2 separate regions of the Homo sapiens genome follow, and region 1 is linked to region 2. The links are chromatin contacts, found by Hi-C or POLR2A ChIA-PET in ENCODE. All regions are on one chromosome and are shown on one strand. Each heading gives the region's core, a stretch centred on a gene start or an enhancer-like site at or near the end of the contact. The rest is flanking DNA. Distances are from core to core; before and after follow the strand shown.

Region 1 (6,618 bases), core at 2,419-4,918, 110 kb after region 2:
GCCAAGGCTTGACTCACAGAGAGCAAAGAATAAGAAACATTCTGATTCTTATTTTAGCAACTCAAGACATAGCAACCCAAGATGTGGAATCTGATGCAGATGGGTGCCCTCTGAAAAGATGAGTCATTCTATCATGGTCCATGACACATAACCTGGACAATTCAGAATGGGAAAGGGGTGCAGCTGGAACACAAGCGAGGAGAGAGAGAGGAGAGAGGGTAGTGGTAAGGGGGTCACTTGCTTCGGTGAGGCTATTTGTCAGGAAGCCAGGCTGGGTGCCTAATCAGTGTGGCCGTATTCTCTCTCTTCATGGCTCTGCAACCTGTTCATTGGATGAACCTGGCTTTGTTCCTTCCCACCTCTGGGTATTAATATATTAAGAAAACAAATTACAGCCCAATCCCACAAAGGCTAGGGAACCTGCCTTTCTTCTTCTTCATTGTGTCCCCAGAGCCTAGCAGATTGCCTGCTACGTAGTTGATAAATATTTGAAAAAAATCAGTGAGGCTGGAGGTAGAGTTTGTTCTCAAGGTGAGAGGTAGGGCAGGATTTCCTCCCTTAAGTAACCAGGCAGGAAAAGAACAGAGTGTCACTTGTTATAGGGTACCATGGTCAAACCAAGGAAATCAGGATTAATTTGAAAGTCCAAAAGGAAGTAGCACAGATGAAAACTGGATATAGTCAGAGGTCAGGACTTGGGCAGACCTGAACTTAAATGGGATCAAAGAAAGGAAATGAGGTAAGGATAGCCCTGCTGTCCACAAATTGCCCCATGCATAAGTAGATTAGGTTGGTGTAAAGCTATGTTAACTAATATTCAACAAATATTTATTCAGTCCCTATTATGTGACAGGTACTACTCTAAGAGGCACTCGCAATTCTGCAGTAAACGAAACAAACAAAAATCTCTACAGCCACGAAGTAGAGAGCACTGACCCCAAAAGGAATAATAATAATAGCCATTTGATGATTTAATAATCGTAATAAATAATTGCTTACCAGGTGCCAGGCATTGTCATCGTTATCATACATAGACCACCCAATCAGTTGATGTGGAAGTAAGTTCTATGCTTATGCTAACTTTCACTTTTCCAAAGGACTTTCTTCTTCAGACCATCACCTCTGGGTGCAGAAACGACAGGAGGAAGTAAAGTCTGAACTTACGACCTGGGATATTACATTTCAGTTTGGTTCTGGCCAGGCACCATGGCTCACACCTGTAATCCCAGCACTTTGGGAGGCTGAGGCAGGCAGATGACAAGGTCAGGAGTTCGAGACCAGGAGTTCTGGCCAATATGGTAAAACCCCATCTCTACTAAAAATACAATAATTAGCCGGGCGTGGTAGCAGGCACCTGTAGTCCCAGCTACTTGAGAGGCCGAGACAGGCGAATCGCTTGAACCCGGGGGGCGGAGCTTGCAGTGAGCCGAGATCACGCCACTGCACTCTAGCCTGGGCAACAGAGCGAGACTCCGTCTCAAAAAAAAAAAAAAATTGGTTCTAACAAGTAGGCAAGTCGCCTCATGACTTATATTACTGGTTACTGAAAGATTGAGTAACAAGATTGCAGTTAATGAAATAATATGAGGCTTTTGATGGGTGTTTATATGAATAGTAGGTAAAGAAAATGGTTTTAAGAGAATGAGCATCAAAAGTCTTTCTCTAAAATCCTTTGTGGCATGTTGTCAGAGGAACATTAATAATGAACTATTCTAGACATCCTCTCGACAATGCTTTCACAAAAACATAATATCACTCAACTGACATGGGTTTAGTTAAAAATTCCAGCCAGATGATGATTATTAAAAAAGAAAATCCTTACCAGTTAGACATGCATGTAGACCCTTGAGTGTGTTTTTAAAAAGATAGATACATGGAAACATTAGATATATAAAGATGTATATTCCAGCCAGAAGTGCCTGTAAGACAACAGTACTCCTAAACATAAAGTAAGTTATTTAGAAATTTTCAGATTTGACAAGGGGTTTTATTGTTTGCCTCATATACTTTATACACATAGAACTTGCTGTGTTAAAAAGCCCTAATTCACTAACTTCATTTGTGTATTATTCAATGCCTTTCCATGTATTAATATTTCTGGGGCTGTCCCTGGTGAATGATTGTGTATGGAAGAGAATAAATTATTTGGTTAAGACCCCAGCCTCGGGAGGCAAGTTGCCAATGCTTAATTACTGGCTCCGTCACTTACTGGCTGTCTGATATTGAGCAGGTTATTTAACTTCTCCATGCCTCATTTTCCCCATCTGTAAAAGGGGGTACTAATAATGTGTCATAGGGTGGTTAACAGGTTTGAATATGCTTATAAAATGCCTGGAAAAGTCTCTGGTACATCGTAAGTGCTGTGTGAGGTGCTGATGTTTTTCTGCTTCTGCAGGTGTGCCCTTGCTGTCCTTTGCCTCCTCAGCTGGGCTAACACTGCTGCTCTTCCCTTCTGAAGCTCACCATCTTCCATCCTCAGATCCCCTCTTTCACAGTGCTGCTGACATCTCTTCCACCCAACCTCACCTCCCATAATTCCCCACACCTCAGAAGAGCCAAGCTCTGCCATTGCACGTGGAGGTAGAAACTAGAGAGATAGCACCAAAAAATAACTTTCCTCCTTGACATAGGCCCACATCCATTTTAGGGTGGGTTCCTGAGCTGGCTCATGACATGGTCCTGGCATCTTCCCTGTAACCAGAGTCAGTTCTGCCCAACCACCCACTCCAGGCCTCCCCACGCCTCAGACCCTAACTCCAGGAAAAAGGACCATGTTGTCCCCTCACCCTAGGCTAAGGCCCACCACAGTTCATTTCTTGCCTTTGGATTGACCTCTTCCTAGGATGGCTGGGAATAAGAGCTTCCCTTCCCTTAAGGACAAGCCCCACTCCACCCACAGGGCTGTGGGACAGATCTGAGGCTCAACAAGATGATCCCATTAGAGTCCAATTTAGGGATTGCTGGGAAGTGCAGTCATCACTGCCAGTGGGGTCCCACCAAACACACTGTGCTCAATTCAGATCCTACTCAGCCAGCTTCTCTTTGTCAAGGTTTTCACAAATCCTGGGGTCGAGTCTCACCCAGGGTCACCTTGAGCCAGTGGAGTCTGGGATTCTGAGAGGCCCAGGTGGTGATCTAGGGTTCAGTTTCCTGCTCTGTCAAGGACTATTTTAGCTATGTTACACTTTAAGAAGAATTTGTGGGTCCCTCTGGGAACTTAACTCTATTTATAACATTGTTTCTATGGGAAAGAGTGTTCCAAGTGACAATCAATTTAAAACGGAATGCTTAGTACACAGCCTTTTCATCGCTGGGGGACTGCTGGTAATTTTTTCTTCACATGTAGAGATTATATTGAAGTTTCAAAACAAATCTAGTATAAACAAGTAGAGCAAAGAAAAAGCAGGTGTTGCTTCTTGTATTTTTTAGGAGACATTTTAAAAGTTGAAGTTTTTTAAGAAAAAAAGTTTATTTCACAGGGTAACATTTATTGAGCATTTACTGTTTACCAGCTACTAAATTAAAGACAGAGTCTGTGTAATCTCATTTAATCCTCACAGCAAAGCTCTATGGAGGTGTGATAAAGAATCACCGGCATTTTTGATGTTTAGCCAATGAAAGCTTTCAAACTCCACCAAACCCTCCCACTTCTGCCCCACATCTGGGCAAGCTGATGAAAGAGCACAGGTGCGCCCTCCTGTGGTGCTGGTGGGACATCCCATCCATGTAAACCCAGCTGCAAGAGCGAAGCTTCGCCCAGCCCCACTCTCCCACCTCCACAAAACCCCAAGGCCAGCCTCCGTTTCCCACTCCCTTAAACCATTCTTGGACCTCTTGGAAGCTCACTTTACTTCCCCCCGAAAGCCTTACTGTGTGAAATATAAAGCTTTTCACACCTTGTGTGTGTGTGTGTGTGTGTGTGTGTGTGTGTGTGTGTGATCATTAGTCCCAACATCCAAGCCAAATCTTCGGTGAGGGGTCCATCTTCTCTCCATGAGGTGACTATAGTAGGTGAGTATAGTAGTCTCTGTTTTACAGATGAGGAAACTGAGGCTCAGAGAGATTAAGTTGCTTGTCAACTAGATAACAGTATCATCTTAACCACTCTGCTCTTTCTTTACTTCAGCTCAGATGCGTCTTGCCTTTTGAAAATCAGTGAAGGAACTTACATTGAGGGATTTTACCTCTTGCTAATACTCAACACCTACTGATTACCTACCCTGAGCTAAGCTTTTTTCATGAATGAACTCATGTTATTCTTTTTTTTTTCTTTGAGACAGAGTCTTGCTCTTGTTTCCCAGGCTGGAGTGCAATGGCGCCATCTCGGCTCACTGCACCCTCTGCCTCCCAGTTCAAGCGATTCTCCGGCCTCAGCCTCCCAAGTAGCTGGGATGACAGGCATGCACCACCGTGCCCAGCTAATTTTATATTTTTAGTAGAGACGGGGTTTCACCATGTTGGTCAGGTTGGTCTCAAACTCCTGACCTCGGGTGATCTGCCCACCTCAGCCTCCCAAAGTGCTGGGATTACAGGCATGAGCCACCATGCCCAGTTAACTTATGTTATTCTTTTAATAACTCTATGAACTAAATACCATTGTCAGTCCCATTTTTATAGATGAGGAAACCAAGAAACAGCAAAGTTCAACAACTAATACAGGGTCACCCTGCTAATAAATAGCGGAACCGGGATTTAAACACAGACAGTCTGCTCAGAACATGTTCTCTTGGCCATAGGGCTATAATACTTCTTACATAGTCCACAAGTAAAGCTGATAATTCACCCAGTTTTTAAGGATTGTGGTTTGGCCACTGCTTAATTGGACAGCAGTTGTTTAAAGAAAGAAATCCTATATTAATGACACATTTACTGGTTTCATTATATCTTGTATAGTGTTCTTATGTTATTCATATGTAGTTTACTCAATACAGCAAATGTCTATAAAGAAAAGGCAATGCTTCAGTTTCTTTGATATCTTCTTCCCCACCCGACCCCCAATAACTAGGACATTGCTTTTTAGGCAATGGGAACCCAACAAATGTCATCTGAATGGCTTAAAATCAGTAGGTGTTGCAGAATGAAACCCCACAATTTCACCTTTGCCCTAGATACTACACTACACATCATTACAAATAGGCCAGGGCTCTCCAACAATTGCCATGGAAACTGTGTAGAATTCCTGTTCGCTGTCTCATGCCATCTGTTTGACTAAAGGTATAACAAGGAAAATAATAATCTGTAATTTCTCATAGCAAAGTTCCCCAAATTCACAAAGACAAGAGTATTTTTTTAACCATCTGCTTTCCCTTCAGGCTTTTCAGCAACTTCTGTGTAGCTAATACATAAAATTGTGTAACATTTATGAGGGCTGGTTCACCATATATGGTTTCTAGCTCTGAAAACTCAGTTATGTGGAAGCTAGAATTAAACAACATCAAAAACCAAAAACAAACAAAAAAAAACCATGATAACTCAAATGGAATCTGCATGATGAGTTACAGGACTGACAGTGGAAACAAAAGTTAAAAGTAGTCTCTTATTTCTGTCTGGGTACCAAAGGCAAAGCTTGCTGCTTTTCAGTTTGGCCCTGATTGTGTCTCTGTCAAATGCCTTGGGCAAATAGATTTAAAATTTGCCCACGAACAAAGTTAGCTTAATAATGGCTTCCATGCAGAGCTGTCAGAAGATAAAAGAGCTCTATAAAGGATTCTGAGGAATAAAACTTTATGGAACTTAGTGCCATATATGACAATTCCTTTGAGGAAATACATCAAAGGTAGAGATGAAGTGTTTGAGCTGGAAGGCACTTCATTCAGTTCAGTGGTTTTGAATCCGTGCTCCATGGAGCCCCTGGGTTTCCTCCAATTTCCCTCTGCAGCTGCCAGAGGTAAGAAGTTAGTAGAGTGAATGTCTGGAGTCACCAGCCCAACTTCCACTGAGCACCCTTGTGTGTATTTGATTTTCTTTTGAATATTCTCATAAAATTTATTTTAACAAAGGACTCTGTATTAGTCTCTTCTCATGTTGCTGATAAAGACATACCTGAGATTGGGTAATTTATAAAGAAAAAGAGGTTTAATGGACTCACAGTTCCATGTGGCTGGGGAGGCCTCACAGTCATGGTGGAAGGCGAAGAGGAGAAAAGTCACGTCTTACATGGTGGCAGGCAAGAGAGAGAATGAAAGCCAAGCGAAAGGGGAAACCTTTTATAAAATCATCAGATCTTGTGAGACTTATTCACTATCACAAGAACAGTATGAAGGAAACTGTCCCCATGATTCAGTTATCTCCCACCGGGTCCTTCCCACAACATGTGGGAATTAATGGGAGCTACAATTCAAGATGAGATTTGGGTGGGGACACAGAGCCAAACCGTATCAGACTTCGTGGCTTAACAATACTTTGATAAGATTCTGAGCTAATCCAACTCCCTCATTTTGTAGACGAAGAGATTCAGTGATTTGCTAAGGCCTCAGAGATACTCAGAGATGTGGCTGGGACTAGACAGGTGGTCTGGCTTCCCAATCTGCTATTCTCTCAGTGGTCTTTAGGCTGGAAATAAATTGCTACTGCACACCTGCAACTCAGGGACACAGTGCTGAACAATTTCTTCAAGAG
Region 2 (6,341 bases), core at 3,413-5,912:
ACTTGAGACTTAAAATTCCCCAGCCCTAGACCCTCGGCAATGTATTTTCTTTGAAAATAACCAGAGCCAGGAACAGCTTACATTAAAGTGCTCAAGCATCAAGGCTGTAAACACAGACAGTTGTTAATTCCCCAGATGTAGGGGTCCAGATTATTTAACAGTTGAAGAGAGTGAACCTGTGGTAGTTTCAATTTTACATTTTTTTTTTCTTGGATCTTTGGTCAATTTCCTAAAGCCAAGTTTTTCTTCTTTCAATTAAAGTTAGGATTTTCAGAAATCTGCCTGCCTATGTTGCCTAACAAAATTTAAGATCTAACTGGGAAGAGTCCTCTTCTTTTCCCCATGACACCTACCTAAAATGAAAGTGGAGAAGCTTCTAGGTAAAGCGGCAAAGGCCCATGGGGTTGGGGTCCACCTTTATTTGTTTTATAATTGGTCAAACTCTAGAAGTTTAGAGATACTATGAGACATGCAGTTATCTTTTGCTTTTTCTTTTAAATATTCTTTAAATGATATATTTAGTTCCCTTTGGTTTAAGTGAAATGTCCAGTACTAAGAGCAGTGATAATATCGCAACTCTGTAGGCCATTTTGCAAAATTATATACTATCCCATTTGAACCTCACAACCTCTCTGATAAGACAGGCAAGGCAGGGGTTATTTAATATGTGGATTTTGAAGTTTAGACCAGGCTGAAATAATGGAGGCCCCAGGATTGAATAGCACTGTGCTAAAATTTATATATATGGTTGAAAAACTTTTGTAGTTATCTTATTTTGATAGCCTCATGTTTTATGTTCATTTTATTAATACCTGAAAGTGTGAGTTGTTCCATCCAAAAAATGGGTTTAAGAGTAGATTTTAAGATTGCTATTAGAAAACCAGGTTTAGCTGAACTCTGCCTCATTCATATATGAACCAGGTAGGCTTTCTTGAAAAGGCTTTTAAAGTGCAAACTCATATAAGCCTTTTACCATACAGCAGCCCCAGCCAGCAGTGCTAGACATCAAAGAAGGGATCTGGGAGTGAACTCATCAATGTGAAAATATTGAAGAGCTAACTTGAGGGCTGTTGTGTTTAATGTCTGTTAGACATTAACCAGCATATCCAGGATGCTATTAAACTCCATCTTCAGTAGTTTGTTTCTTGGGATTGTGTAAACATCACTAATTCAAACATGCACTTAGTCATAAACACTGCAGAGAGCTTTTTCTTTTAAATATACTTTTAATTGAAGTATAATGGACATACAGAAAAGGCACAACTCATAAATGTTTACTTCAAGGAATTTTTCACCAAATGAACACACCCGTGTAACTACCATCTGGATCAAGAAACAGAATAGCACCTGAAGCTTCCTTGTTCCCCATTCTGATCATTTATTCTCTCTCCTCCTGAGACGTAACCACTATTCTGACTTTTCCCATCAATGATGAGTTTTGTCTATTTTTGAATGGTACATAAATGAAATCATAGAGTGTATATTCCTCTGGGTCTGGCTTATTTTACTCAATGTTATGAGTATGACATTCATTCTTGTTGTTTCATCTAATGGCAGGCAGTTCATTTTTGTTGTTCTATGGTACTCCTTTGTGTGAATACACCACATTAAATAAATACACCACAGTTGGTACTAATTTGCATCCCTTCAACAGTACATTAGGGCTCCACATCTTTACCAGCACTTGGCCGTACCACTCTTTCCAGCTAGTCTTGTGGATACATAGTAATATTTCACTGTGGTTTTAATTTGCATTTCCCTGATCTCTAGTGATGTTGCATTTCCCTGATCTCTAGTGATCTTTTCATATGCTAATTGTTATTTGAATATGGTCTTTTGTAAAGTGCCTGTTCAAAACTTTTGCCTATTTTTTTAAGGTTATCTGCCTTTAAAAAAAACTAATTTATAAGAGTTTTTAAAATATAAACTGCATGTAAGTCCTTTGTTAGATATATACGATGCAAATATCTTTTTCTAATCTGTGTATTTGAGGGTCTTAAAAGGGGTCTGAGAGTTCAGTGTGTAGAAAATAGTACCATGGGCCCTTCTTGGCTCTTAAGAAAGTGGACATTTGAAGATAGAGGAATGGAAGAGAGACCTGGATCTTGTGCTCTTTAAATCTATCACAACTTTCTTGAAGTAGGATTCCAAGAGCAGCTGGATATGCCTCACACACTTGATATGATCAGTCTGTGTTTTTTTGGCTACTCTCTTGCAAGGTAAACAGAGCCATCAATATATGATATTCTGGTAGACTCTTATCATACATAATGATATAGTGCTTTGGGTTAATAAATATTTGAATACCTACTATGAGCAAGCACTGGCCAGGACACTGGAGGTGCAAAGGTGGATATGTCAGCACCCCTGTGCTTAGTGAGCTTTCAGGGCACTTTTAAGGTACTTTTGTATCTACTATCCTGTTTGATCACATAAGGGTAGGGTGACCATCAGACTGGTCAGATAAAAATAATGTATCCTTTTGCTCCTCAAACCTTTGAGGATCATTTAGTCACTGCCCCTCATTCTGTAAGAACTGTCTTTCTAAGATATGCCTTTGCCACATCCTGATAGCCTCACTAATTCATACCTGGAGAAATTCTTTTTTCTCAAAGTGACTAATTTAGATAAAGCATGCAGAAATGACTTTATATTTTAAAGAAAGCTACAAGAGTCAAAGACCATAAAATAGATTTACTTAGTCCCCTGCTATTTAACAGCCCTTTTAACAACTCCTTAAATAATATTTATTAGTCAACTGAAATCATATAGCATTTATTGAGGGCAAGTCTGGAGAGGCACTGTTTTATTCTAGACATTGAAGGAGCCATGAAGACATACAAGATGCAATTCCTGCGCTCATGGAAGTTCTAGCACATTGGTGGTGGTGATAGTGTTTGTGTGTGGAGGGAAAGTGTTCAGTAAGCACACAGCATATTCAAGAACAATGTGAACATAAAGACCCATACCACGGAAGCTCCGCAGCAGGAAGGGTCACGTTGGATTGATTTCAGTGATGAGGAAAGGACTATACTCATTAAGATAGTGTCGCTGCTACTATAAAAATATCCCCAAGATGTATAACCACTCAAACACATAAAAAGGTGTTTTCAATCCCCTAAAGTTAAAAACAGGTGTTCCTGATTCATAGTTGACTCTGTTCCAAATGGTGATTCAGAGATCCAGGTCCTCCCCTCTCGTGGGTCAGCCGCCTTCAACACATGGCTTTTAAGATTGCTGGGCTTGTCCACATCAAGCTGGCAGAAGGAGAAAGAACATGGAAAATGGAAAGATCTTATAACCAGATCTGAAAGAGGAGTTCCATTGGCTAGAACTTGAGTTTCATTGGCTAGAACTCAGTCACATGGCCACAGCTAATTTCAAGGGAGGTTGAGAACTACAGTCCACCTGTGTGTCTGAAAAGATGAGATGGATTGTTGACCACGTAGCAGTCGTTGCCACAGGTTTTGTTATGGTCTGGATGTTTTTGTCACTTTCAATATTCATGTTGGAACTTCAGTCCCTCCAAAATTCAGGTGTTGCCAATGTGATAGTATTCAGAGATAGGGCCTTTAAGAGGTGTTCAGGCCAGGAGGGCTCCTTCCTCATTAATGGCATTAAGACCCTTATAAAAAAAGCCTTTACACAGCATTTGGCTAGCTTTTCCTGCTGCCTTTGCCATGTGCAGCAAGAAGGCCTTCACCACACCAGATGCTGGTGCCTTGATCTCAGACTTCCTAACCTCTAGAACTGTGGGAAATAAATTTCTATTTTTTATAAATTATCTAGTATCAGCTATCCCATTATAAGAGCACAAAATGGAATAACAGGCTTTATGCTGGAAAAGCATTTAAGGTAGGTCTTCAGGCAACTTGAAGTATTCTGACAGACGTGGGAAAGGAGGATTAATCCAGGAAAAATGAATAGCATAAAGAAGGACTGGGCAGTATACAACAACAAAATTTAAGGGCATATTTGGAAAATAGGAAATCATTCATCTTGTTAGCAGCATAGAATACATAGGGAGTAGTGTGGGAGAAACTGTTGGAAAGCTAGGTTGATGCAATTTCCAACCTACGTCACATTTTAGGAGGTTTTAAAATTCTGACTAAAGAGTTATATCCAGCATAGTTTTCAGGCTCCTTCTCACTCGCAGGAAAAAATGTGGCCCAGGTTACCTTTCTTTTTTTCCCTTCACACTCTGGCCTTTCCTAGGAAGTGAGTTCTCATGTTTATCTCCCCGACACAATGGCAAGCAGTTAGGGAGAAGGGTTCAGCCCCTCAGCATGGGCAGCTTCGTTTTCAGCTTTTGTACTAGAGAATTTCAGAGATTCCAGGGGCTTTCTGCCAAAAACCCATCTAATGCATGGTATCTGCTGAATGCTGTGTTTGGGATGAATCCCAAGTTCAGGAGAGGGAGGAGAGAGGGAAATTCCTTTTTGACCCTAGGACACAATTAACTCATACCCAGGATCCTGGAATTTGATTACCCATATTGTTATTTTGGCTTGGATAGCTGCAACTGTGGCTCATAGTTATAAAAGTATCCGGTCCTTTAAAATCCAGCCGCAGCTTTCAGCTTGATGACCTCCTGACTGATTAATTGGAAAGGGTGGGAGCTGGGGAAATCCTTTTCCCTCCCTTCAGACCTGCCAACTTGGCTTTGAACCTACAAGAATGTTTTGGTCAGAGAACATACATCCCCACACCCCGTACCCTCCCTCTCACCCTCACCTCTGCCCCATGTTGCGCATTTTATTTGTTATCCATATGCATTCATCTTTGTTGAATTAACTTTGACCCAGGCTTGACTATGTGCTGCCCCAGAAGGCTTCTGTGTGACTTATTCTCTCTTCCTTGAGTTTCTGATGATGAAATTCATGTTATTCTGACCTTCCATAGCCTTCTGACCATGAAAATAATGTTATTATAAAGGTAAATGAAAATTTACCTTTGCTGTATAGTTTGTGGGTGGTTTCTTTCATTGTTCCTACCAGAATGTAAGCATGATTCTATATCTTTCTTAAACCATTGAAAAAGAGAGAAGACGGAATATTTGAAGTAACAGCTGACCACCTGAAAAGTGCTTTTCAATGCAAACTGGAAGAGGCAGCCCACAGTTTTTCAGTCCTGAGCACATTCATTGTATTTGGGGTTTGTGAAAAGGGAGGTGTTCACCTTCCCATGGCAAGAGTTTCTAGATGTTTTTTTTTTTTTTCCTTATTTGACCACAAAGCCAACCTAAAGGAATCATTACTATGCGGCGTATTTTATCCTGTGTTTGTCTTTCTTCCTCTTCTTTCTCAAGACCCTCATTGATCCCACTCTACGGTCATCCCCTGCACTCACAGCCTTCAAATAACTAAATCTTGCTGTTCGTAGGCATTTGGTGTTTTTCTCTTTCAGTTGCTAGCTCTGGGGAAGATGAAACTCTTCAGGCCAATGTCTGTGGTACCAGCTCATTCCCTAGCCTGCTTTGAGATCTACATCCTTCATGAAGCACTAAGACATTTGAAGAGACAGGATGGTGTAATGGAATGGAACATGAGGAGAAATTAAGCAGATCTGGGTCCCAATTCTAGCACTGCCCCTTACCTCTGTGAAACTTTGAACAAAAACTTGACTTCTCTGAGCCTGAAACTTGACAGCATTGATAAGTTTTCGCTGTTTTTTAATTTTATCTAAGTGGAACAATACAGTATATACACCTTTGTTACTGATTTCTTTTACTTAATACAGATGCTCTTTGACTTAAGATGGCATTGCATCCTGATAAACCCATCTTAAGTCAAAAATATTGTTAAGTCAAAAATGCATTTAATGCTGGCAATACAGCAGACAGTCTCTGACATATGACGGTTCAACTTAAGAATTTTGACTTTATGATGGTGCAAAAGTAATAGCCATTCAGTAGAAACCACAACCCCACCATAAGTCATAGGAGCTCCTCAACTTACGATGGGATTGTATCTGGATAAACCAATCATAAAGGGGAAAAATTGTAAGTCAAACCATCATAAGCCAGATCCTGTCTGGGTTATATTTATGAGATTCATTCAAATTGTTGCATGCGGCAATAGTTTGCACAATAGGATTTATGGTATTACATTGTATATCACAAATTATTTGTCCATTCTACTTTGATGGACATTTGGATTGTTTCAGTTATTACAAATTGTGATTCTATGATCATACTTGTAAAATCTTATATATACACCCTGTTGAGCAACATTGCACACTAGGTTCCCCAGGAAGCAGCTCTAAGAGATATTTGCTTTCAGGAAGTTTATTCCTTTCTGCCTTTAAGATCAAAGTTGCATTCAAGATCAAAACTTATAGGG

The links. Hi-C counts contacts between places; a loop is a spot of excess contacts on that map. ChIA-PET counts read pairs that join two places held with the same protein, here RNA polymerase II (POLR2A). Pooled maps may share reads with other maps.
Region 1: a loop to region 2 is called in a map of IMR-90, with 2.9 times the contacts of the local background. The contact joins two enhancer-like sites. A Hi-C loop is called at or near these places in 1 of 168 maps with a recorded cell type or tissue (IMR-90), 2 of 37 single-sample maps with no recorded cell type and 2 of 50 pooled maps. POLR2A ChIA-PET finds 5 or more read pairs at or near these places in 1 of 52 experiments (T-cell).

What each region holds. Positions count from the first base shown.
Region 1 is chr9:68,564,548-68,571,165 of GRCh38, forward strand. The region is part of intron 2 of TMEM252-DT (TMEM252 divergent transcript); the gene reads left to right. Among named protein-coding and RNA genes, the nearest start is that of LINC01506, 21 kb to the left of the region's middle. Within about 2 kb of position 3,669, at least 3 of the 41 ENCODE cell types and tissues checked have a DNase peak (open chromatin) inside an H3K27ac peak, as active enhancers do.
Region 2 is chr9:68,457,979-68,464,319 of GRCh38, forward strand. The region is part of intron 6 of PGM5 (phosphoglucomutase 5); the gene reads left to right. Among named protein-coding and RNA genes, the nearest start is that of TMEM252, 80 kb to the right of the region's middle. Within about 2 kb of position 4,663, at least 3 of the 41 ENCODE cell types and tissues checked have a DNase peak (open chromatin) inside an H3K27ac peak, as active enhancers do.